Regions from separate parts of the Homo sapiens genome. Here region 2 is linked to region 1. The links are chromatin loops, found by intact Hi-C in ENCODE. Cell type or tissue: A673. All regions are shown on one strand.

Region 1 (5,000 bases):
CAAGCTCTGAAATCTTTGGAAACTACATTGTAAGAGACAATTGGTTCTATAGAGGGAAACCCTTGCAAAAGTTACATGTGCTCTACTGATATATCAAATGTATGTGTGTATGTGTGTGTGTATAGTAGAACTGATGGTAGATTATTTCAATTATATAGCATTAATGACAGGTGGACTCAATTTATTTTCTCTAAGCAGCTGAAAATTCTCACCAAGAAACAGCCTTCCTGTATTCACCACCTTTATTTGAAGTTGAGAAATAAAATGTTGCCAAGTATATCCAGGGTCATCCCATTTTTCTAAACACAAGTTTTCTCTGCACTATGACACTCACATTACTGCTGCTAACATGACGAGCTTCAGATATTATCAGGAGGCATTTTGTATAGTAGTTAATAGTATAAGTTCGGGTACTAGTCCTGGATTCAAATTTTGGGTTGGCTACTATCCAGCTTATAATCCTGGATAAATTATTTAATTGCTCTCAGTTTCAATTCCTCATCTTCCATAAACTGGAATAATACTAGTACTGACATCCAGGGTTGTGAAGAGAATAATCTACATCAAATGTCAACAGTCATTTTCTGTAACAGACCAGACAGCAAATATTTTAGGTTTTACAGGCCATATAATATAGTGTCTTTCACAACTACTCAACTGTGCCTTTATAGTATAAAGGTGGACCTATACAATACATAAACAAGTGGGCATGGCTGTGTTTCAATAAAACTTTATTTACAAAAACAGGCAGGAAGACTGATTTAGCCCACTGGCCCTAGTTGGCAAACCTCTGGTCTATATTAATGCTTAACACAGTTCTAAACATTAATTTTAATTAATGTAAATTAAATGTTATTAGTTCTGTGGCATACATTTCAACGTATGCCATTATTCAAGAATATGTCACAATCATACAGGCCATACTGTATTTCTCCAGAAACTAAAATTACTATATCCTAAAGGAAACTACCATGGTTTGAAGATTTGTTTGTGAGAAATTCTGCAGTAGCATCTGGTGATCTGGTGAGAGGGACATAATAATCAGTAAATAGTTTGCAGTACCTTCTTATCAACTAAATAGATGAACGATGCTATAAAAATGAAACAAAAGTGACTTAATGAAATCTTCAGTAACGTAGGGTCACACATTTATTCATTCTTCAAAGTAGTTATCCTTTCACTATAATTTCCTTCCTAGATTTTGCTAAACATATACAACTGGTAGAAGCCTAATGTGCTGTTCCTGTAACATTATATTCCTGTTCCTTGACTTCCTGATATAATGAAGCTGATTATATTCCGTGTTTGATAATGTTCATCCTATTAGGATTGGGAAATCCATTGACCACCGAGCACAACCTTATGTTCATGTTCTTATCATTAGCACCACTCCAGCTATGGAGCTGTCAGCATTTTCAGCCTAAATGCTGCTTTCAGGGGCCTGCAATTCAGTCATAAAAATTAGCTGCAGGCAGAAACTTGATATATGAAGTCCAGATCCAAGAGAGAATTTTATTACATTTTTAACACAGAGAGAGAAGTACATTAGACCATTATAAAAAAACATACAAATTAGTGTAGTGAACTTGCTCTGCATCCTTTTCTGTTCTGACGTAATTTAAGATTGCATTCATATCTGCCCCCTTCGTTTTCCATGTATCCATGAAGGAATCTTACGGATTTCCAGTGCCAGGTGACTTTACGACAAGTTCCCTTAAGGTTACATTTAAGATTGGAACAGAGCAGCTTGAGTCTCTATTTGTCAATGGGAAAAAGATTTTCCAGCCTTTTATGAATTCAAAATTAATTAGAATAAATTTTCTGCCATAATGCAGCAACACAGGGTATGACCTGCATCAGGCTTCATGTTTTATGATTGAGTTTTAAGAACTGGCTTGTGTGCAAAGACTTTTCTTTGACGTGAGATTGAATTAAGGAAACTTAATTAACATTTTCTAATTAAATACTGCATTGTGAACTCAATCGCATTGTACTCTGCAACTATGATGAGATTGTTCTGTCTTTATTTAAATAAACAAGATGGCTCACAGGGTTGAGAGCTTGGTTGATAACCATCCCTTTCTTTCCTCAGTTGTCACCTCTGCTTTTCAGAAATATTATTAGCCACTCACCTAACTGCAGGAATTTGGTAGACACACATTTCTCAAAAATGCTCAAGGATACTAAAAATGATACCTGATCTCATGATTGACGAGAGTAGTAGTCTACCCATTTAATACCTAATTCCAGTTCATTCTATTCATTCGAGACAAACCCTATTTTTATTCCCTTTCACCTTATTTTCTCCATGGAATATGTGATGTATAACATGTATCATGTAATACACAATAGGTAGCGTATAATATGTGATTTCCAGTGACCACCATGGTGTTCAATTTAATAGTTAATGTGCCATCCTCATCTTACTTGCCCCGAGAGCTGCACTGGACAAAGTACACACCATTTCTCCATGATACTCATCTTCCCATGGCTCCCAGGACACCACATTCTCTTAGTTTCCCTCCCACCATTCTGGTCACTCCCTCTCACTCTTTTTTGCTGGTTAGTCCTCTTCCCCCTAGTCTCCTAATATTGCAGTGCCCCAGGGCTTAATCCTTGGTCATCTTCTCTACTCTCCCTACTCTCATTCCACTGATGAGCTCATCCTATCTATATGCCAGTGCCTCCTTAATGTATATACTCTGCCCTGACATTTCTCAAATCTTGCATACCTAACTGTCTATCCGTCTCTGCTGGAATAGACACTCCAAACTCCATATGTTCAAAATCGAGTTCCTGATCTTTTCCTGCGGACCTGCACCACCCACAGCCTTCTCTGTCTCAGGGACGGTAACTCCAGTTGTCAGTTGCTGAGGCCAGAATCTTAGAAATAATCCTTGACTTTTTATTCTCTCACTCTTTACATCCAATCTGTCAGGAAATTTTCATGCCTCTCACTTGAAATTTATCCAGCATCTAACCACTTATCACTTCTCCAACTCTTATCAACCTGGTATAAGGCACTTACCACAGTTTGTTGCTCCAAAGCTCTCTGTTTTACATTGTCAGCAACAGTCCTTACAATGATCTACAAGGCCCAATCTGGGTGAATTCTTCATCCCCCCGTCTTAGCATGTCTCCTCCTCTCTGACTTTCTTATGCCACAACAGCCCCACTGGCCTTCTTGCTGTTCTTCTGACATGCCAAGCACACTTCCTTCTTAGACCTTTGTACTCACTGCCTGCAATGAATGCCTGCAATAACACATCCTCCTGGCTAACTCCCTCACCTCCAAGTTTTTTCTCAAATGTCACCATTTCAGTGAGTCCTATTTCGATTTCTATTTAAAATTGCAAACCTATTCTACTGCCAGCATTTCTGAGGTCTACCTTTTCTCCTTTCCCCATATATCTTATCACCTTTGAACAGATTATCTAACTTTTGTCTGTCTGTCTACCCCTTATCATTTGCCCACCACATTAGGATGCAAGTCCCATGGGGGCGGAAAGTTTTGCTTTGTTCTTTCGTACATCCCAAGCACTGAGAGTAGTGCCTGGCACATAGAAGTAACTCAGTGAACATCAGAACTATTAAAAGCATATACAATCAGACGGGCATGGTGGCTCATGCCTGTAATCCCAGAACTTTAGGAGGCTGAGGCAGGAGAATCTCTTGAGGCCAGGACTTCAAGACCAGCATGGACAACATAGTGAGACCCTGTCTCTACAAAAAATGAAAAAATAAAAAAATCAGCTGAGTGTGGTGGCATGCACCCGTAGTCCGAGCTACTCGGGAAGCTGAGGCGGGAGGTTCACTTGAGCCCAGGTGTTCGAGGATGCAGGGAACTATGAGTTCACCACTGCACTCCAGCCTAGGTGACAGAGCAAGACCCTGTCTCAAAAAAACGCATATGTAATCATTGAAGAAAATTAAATTATAACTATGAAAATTCAAGCAGTCACAATATAGTGCAAAACTGAATGGTTTATTAAAGATGTTTAATTTGAAGGAGATTTTTTACAAGTAACATTTGTTTTAAATTATTCTTATTAACATTTTAAAAGATTGATTTTGCATGATACAAGAAGGATGGTGGCTTCCTATATTACAGAAGTAATATTTTAGAGAAGTAATAGTTCCAGTCATTGCCACAGAGTTCTAAATAAAATTTGCACATGGAAAATTAAGCATGTAAAGCAATTGCATCCTCATGATTTAGCTAAGAAAATGTCCAAAACAGTTAAGGTCAGTCGTAGATTTAACTCAGTGTTTCAAAACCATTTGATTCATTGGTACCAAAAGCAAGCGTTTTACATTTTTCTCCAAATCTTTGGATGTTGTTATTTCTTCTTTAAGCACCATAAATTTTTAGCTATGCATGCTTACTAGAAGTAAGCAATAAGCAATAACTTATTCCTTTTCATCTGTGGCTTATAGAACCTCTTGCTTTGTGCATATGTTTTGCCCCTCTATTTCACTCCAGAGGTTTTGATCATATCAAGTTTCACTTAATAAAGATGAGTAGAGGGCAAAAATCAGTAGTAACTTTGGGGAAAAGTAGAAGTTCCCCTTAGGCATTGAATTATAATCAAGTGAGGAAAAGCTATTATTGATACTCATTCAGAATTTCATATTAGATCATTGAAAATCTTTAGGAATAATGATTGCGGAGTCACCGCTAATAACTTAATGACAATTGAATATGTTAAAGGCTTTGAAAAAGATAAAATAGATGTAGATGACAACTCCTGACTCAGATGACTATAGTAATTTTTCATAATTACCATTCACAGAATACAATTTAGATAGAAATAAGAGCAAGAGTTAAATGCAATACGGAGTAGCTCTAATAGGACCTAGACATCAGGGTTAATTTGAAAATTATAGTTCCTAAAGTAATTGTGTTGCAGAAGCCTATCATACAAAATATAAACCATGAAATAAAATTTTTATGAACTTCTTACTAAAGCTGTTTTTATACCCTTGTTTTGATGATTTAC
Region 2 (5,000 bases), 640 kb before region 1:
TTTTTTGAGGCAGAGTCTCACTCAGTCGTCCAGGCTGGAGTGCAGCGGCATGATCTCCGCTCACTGCAACCTCTGTCTCCCAGGTTCAAGCGATTTTCCTGCCTCAGCCTCCCTAGTAGCTGGGATTATAGGCGCACGCCACCTCACCCGGCTAATTTTTGTATTTTTAGTAGAGACGGGGTTTCATCATGTTGGCCAGGCTGGTCTTGAACTCCTGGCCTCAGGTGATCCGCCCTTCTCGGCCTCCCAAAGTGCTGGGATTACAGGCGTGAGCCACCTCGCCCGGCCTTATAAATATATTTATACCTAGGTTTGCACATGGAAGCAAGCATCACTATTTTAGATTATGGACATCTTAATTTTCAACTTTGGCAGTAGGTTTTTACCTGTAAAATGAAAGGAAATCAACCTGATTATATACTGTGTACTTTGAATCCATTTGAGGCCTACAAATTGTTTGTAAAAACAATTGTTTTTGTCCAACTGCTTTTTTTCCAACTGCATATATGATTTATGGAATTTGATGATAAGATCATGGAATTTTTCTCAACCAAAAGTAATGGTTTGTGACACTAATACATGAAGCACATTCCAGAATGATACTCCAGATTTTAAAAAGAGTAAAGGCAAAAAATTGCTAACGTCTCCAAACATTTTCCTGTGAGCCACTAACCATTGCTAATGTTTCCTTGACAAGTGAAGAAAACAATTATTTTTTAAATATTCTGTCAAATGGTACTATTTTCTTCAGGTCAATTCTAAATTCCAAAATTTCAGGGATTATGAGCAAGCTCTCGATCGCTCTCATCCAGAATTTATAGTGTCCGTGAAACTTTATGTGCAGTACAGGAACATTTTACATTTTGGGGTTAAGAGTTGCAATAGTTTGGATGATTCCTCTGCAAACTGAAACTAATAGAGTCATACAATACAGGACCATGTTCTTAAGGCAAATATACTATATAGTGAATGAAAGAAATGGATTTTGGTAACTCCCTTTCGGGCTGAACTGAGTAAGCAGTTCTTCACACAAAGGCACCATGATACAGTGATAAAAATGGTGAGTTGGGATACCAGAAACTTGGTTTCTGGTCCTGGCTCTGTCTCTAATTATTGCATCCTTTTAAACAAGTTAAAGGATAGCTTTTTGCCTCATTTCTCTCATTTAAAAATGAGTTTAAGAGGAATTATCGCTGAAGTCCTGGATCATGCACAGCTTCTGTGATGTTATAATCCCAGTTTTACATGGCCACCACATGCCTAACATCATCTGTGGTGGCTCCTGGAAAAAAGAGGGGATGTGAGCAAAAAAAAGGAAATACAGCAGGGAGATGTGATATGACAAAAATCTTGCTACCACAATTGTTGGAAACAGAAAGCTTACTCAATCGCTGAGAGCTAAAAAGGGCTTTTATGCACATCTCCTTGCTACTTTACTGTTTTCTGAGTTCAATTCCAATGGAAATGGTAAATATGAAGGGGCCTTAAAAAGAAATAGCATCAGGATGTTTTACTATAGTTCTGCCTTATTGTATATGGAATAGACTTGATACTAGAAAATTGACAGCAAAGTGTAGTTCTCTATATAACATTTTTTTTCCCCAACTGCTTTTGTAGAACTGAAACTGCACTCCCAGGGGAAGATAAACGATCCCACAAGGTGCAGTAAAAGTCAGAGAATGCTATTGCAGTAGGGACAAGATGGCCCAGAGACACAGTCTACCCAACACCCACATTTAACTGATGCAGACCTGCAAACAGAGAGTCTTCATGATTCACTCAAGGTCAAGAAGCCGGTTAGTTACAGAGTCAGAGCTGAGGCTGTATTTACTCTTTCCCACAAGCAAGGTTCAACTGTTCCTACTTGAATTGCATATGATTACATACAGTATGAAAAAGGATTTTTTTCTGTTAACTGTTGACAATATTAACATCAGTCACTAATTTTAATAATAGTACTTAATTGATGCTTTGTATGTGCTAAACAGTCTTGTAGGTGTTTTACTCAATATAGTTTTATTAACTCATCTAATCATCCCAAGAATTCTGTGAAATAATTCTACGTACACTCCTACTTTACAGGAGGGGCGCCCATGCCCCATTTAAAGATGACATTTGAACTTAGACACTTTGGCTGTAAATCCAGTGTTCCCAATTGTGCTATAATGCCTCTGAACTTAAATGCTACAAGAAAAATCAAACTACCAGGTTGGACCTCAATTATGATTACAGTCATATGAGATGAGCCACTTAATTGTATGGATCTTTAGATATATAACATTTTATAACTTGAGGCTCATTCATTCAACATGTAGTGATTAAGCATCTATTATATGTACAGGGATTTACCAGGTGTTATAAAGGCTACCAAGGATAATGTAATTGATAATGCTAGTATGCGTGATAAAATGGTATAATTCAAAGTATAACGAATAGCATTAATAACAACAGTTCTTAGATAGTACGTATTTAATATGGGCCAGCCTTTTTGCTAGGCACCTTGCATATATTATCTCATAATTTTCACCCCAGTCATTAAGCCAAGTCATATTTTTCCATTTTAGAAATGATGAAACAGACGTGAATAGGTAAGCAACTTACCCATACTTACAAAGGAAGTGACAGAGTTGGTATTCAAATCTAGGTCTGTGTGAATAACAACCTCATTTTATTTCAACTACTCTGCTTTAAATTAGAAAACCCAATCCTATCAAAAGAACACGTGAGGCCCCTCTCCAGGCCCAGCTGGGAGGCTTATTGCTGAATGCATGGCCAGAATCCATTGTGGCTTCTTTTTGCACAGATCTTACATGTTCCCCGGGGGGTTTATTATCTCCCCATATATGGTAAAGAGGAGAAATCCTGGAGTTCATCTCCAGTCTTTCTGTTTAGGCTTTGCCCACCAGTGAAATTTAAGAGCAGAGTATTGCAAAGCGTATTTGGAATATGTTAAGAACCCTTCATTTTGCGTTCATGCTTTGATGCTTCAACATCCTTCTCATTGTCCTAATTTTGAGTCCACATTCAAAACCAGCTGAAACCCCTTGAAAATAAACCCAACCGCTGGCATCTGGCTCCGCAGCCACCCACCTTGCTTGGTTTGCTTTCAAATTGCCCGGTGAAATTCACTGGCACCAATCACAAGTCCTCATGCTCTCTCTGCTCATCACCTATTAGGTCAAGCACTCATGGGTTGTGCCGTGTTGTGGCCCTGCATGGCATACTGTCACCCTCTCTCTGGGACCTGTGAGAATAAGAAATGTCATCCTCTCAAATCACTTTCTCTTGTTCTCCTGTGGCGGGACCAACTTTCCCATACCTTAACCAACACCTACATTCTTAGAACAGATGGAATGAATGGAAACGAAGCTACACAACTTTCTAAACTTGTGATTCTAACTTCAAAAGTAATGATTACTTTTTCTCTTTCCTGCTGCTTTTCTATTTTATCTCTCATTTTTCTAACATCTTTTCTCTCATCTACCTCTGAAGATCCACTCTACCTAGGATCTGGAGCCTTCCTTAATTCAGTCACTCATTTAGGGACTGTACTGAGTTTCACCAGGGGTTTCACCAAATAATGATATAATTTCAGCTCTTTATGCCTTTTGAGTGACACTCATAGGAAGAGAAGGATTGCATCTCTACCTCTAAAGGGTCTTGAATTGTGAAAGAGTTTCCCTCCCCTCTTCTCTTGTGCTCTACTTCCTCTGCTTTCCTCCCCTCCTTTTCCCTCTCCCCCACACATGTAAACATTGTGTAATTCCATGTGTGTCCCTGTTATCTATTTGTTTCTAGTGTTAAGGTGACTTACAGCTTAGGGGTACAACTGTATATGTATTATATTCAGATGCAGACTTGTCAAGACAAATACAGTCTTCCTGACACTGATGCATGCAGTCAACACTGGAACAGAAAGTTGATAGCTGCATTAAAATTTTTGCAATGGCTGCCATAGAAACCCACGCAAGAGTGACTTTGCGCTGAAATATGACATCTCAGGGATCTGTCTGGTGAATCTTTGACACAGAAAGAGAAATAAATTAGAAAACAGTTTTCCACAGAGCCTTTTAGATCCTTAAAACTTGAGTCTCAAAGCACTTGAACAAAGTAACTATTTGGAAAAAGAAAAGGTATTCGTTCTTGGCATTTTTAAATTCATTGAATAGATTCTCCTTAAATGTTAATAGCATTTTGATGGGAGAATTACTCTATTCAGAGCATTCGGCTCACCTCAGAAATGATTTAAAAATTTTATGTTATGCCTTTTAAATATTAAGCTTCTCATTTTCCATCCCATATCAAAACTGGCATAACATTTCAGAAGTCAAGGTTTAACAGTCAGCAAATAAACATATTTGCAAAACTGTTAAATGATGATTATTTTTGCATTTGATACGCAATTGTATCTACAATATATGTCTTGAGGAATATGTGTTTTATTCACTGCATGTATGCAAGCAATAAAATTTCACTAAGCAGACTCCATGGCAAATTAGTTACCTGAGTATTCCAATTACTGAGGTTCCTCAAACCACTAGAACTTTCATCTTTTTTTTCAGTCCTTTTTTTTTAATCATACTCTAAGTCTGGGATACATGTGCAGAACGTGCAGGTTTGCTGCACCCATCCACCCGTCATCTATGTTAGGTATTTCTCTTAATGCTATCTCTCCCCTAGCCCCCCACCCCCCGACAGGCCCTGGTGTGTGATGTTCCCCTCCCTGTGTCCATGTGTTCTTATACTTCACCTCCCACTTATGAGTGAGAACATGCGGTGTTTGGTTTTCTGTTCCTGTGTTAGTTTGCTGAAAATGATGGTTTCCAGTTTCATCCATGTCCCTGCGAAGGACATGATCTCATCCTTTCTTATGGCTGCATAGTATTCCATGGTGTATGTGTGCCACATTTTCTTTATCTGGTCTATCATTGATGGGCATTTGGGCTGGTTCCAAGTCTTTGCTATTGTGTACAGTGCTGCAATAAACATACATGTGCATG

Evidence for each region. A loop is a pair of places that touch in the nucleus more often than their neighbours do. Peaks named below come from ENCODE experiments on the same cell type or tissue, not always from the same donor. Only the 100,000 strongest peaks of a DNase experiment are listed, where the experiment ranks them.
Region 2: it touches region 1 in a loop (2.5-fold over the local background); 1 of 110 quality-filtered maps calls a loop at or near these places.

The regions. Positions count from the first base shown.
Region 1 is chrX:29,881,921-29,886,920 of GRCh38, forward strand. All of the region lies in intron 6 of IL1RAPL1 (interleukin 1 receptor accessory protein like 1), which reads left to right. Among named protein-coding and RNA genes, the nearest start is that of MIR4666B, 310 kb to the left of the region's middle. In A673, no CTCF peak of the experiment used is centred here; no DNase peak of the experiment used is centred here.
Region 2 is chrX:29,240,247-29,245,246 of GRCh38, forward strand. The region is part of intron 2 of IL1RAPL1 (interleukin 1 receptor accessory protein like 1); the gene reads left to right. Among named protein-coding and RNA genes, the nearest start is that of MIR4666B, 330 kb to the right of the region's middle. In A673, no CTCF peak of the experiment used is centred here; a DNase peak (open chromatin) is centred at 2,805.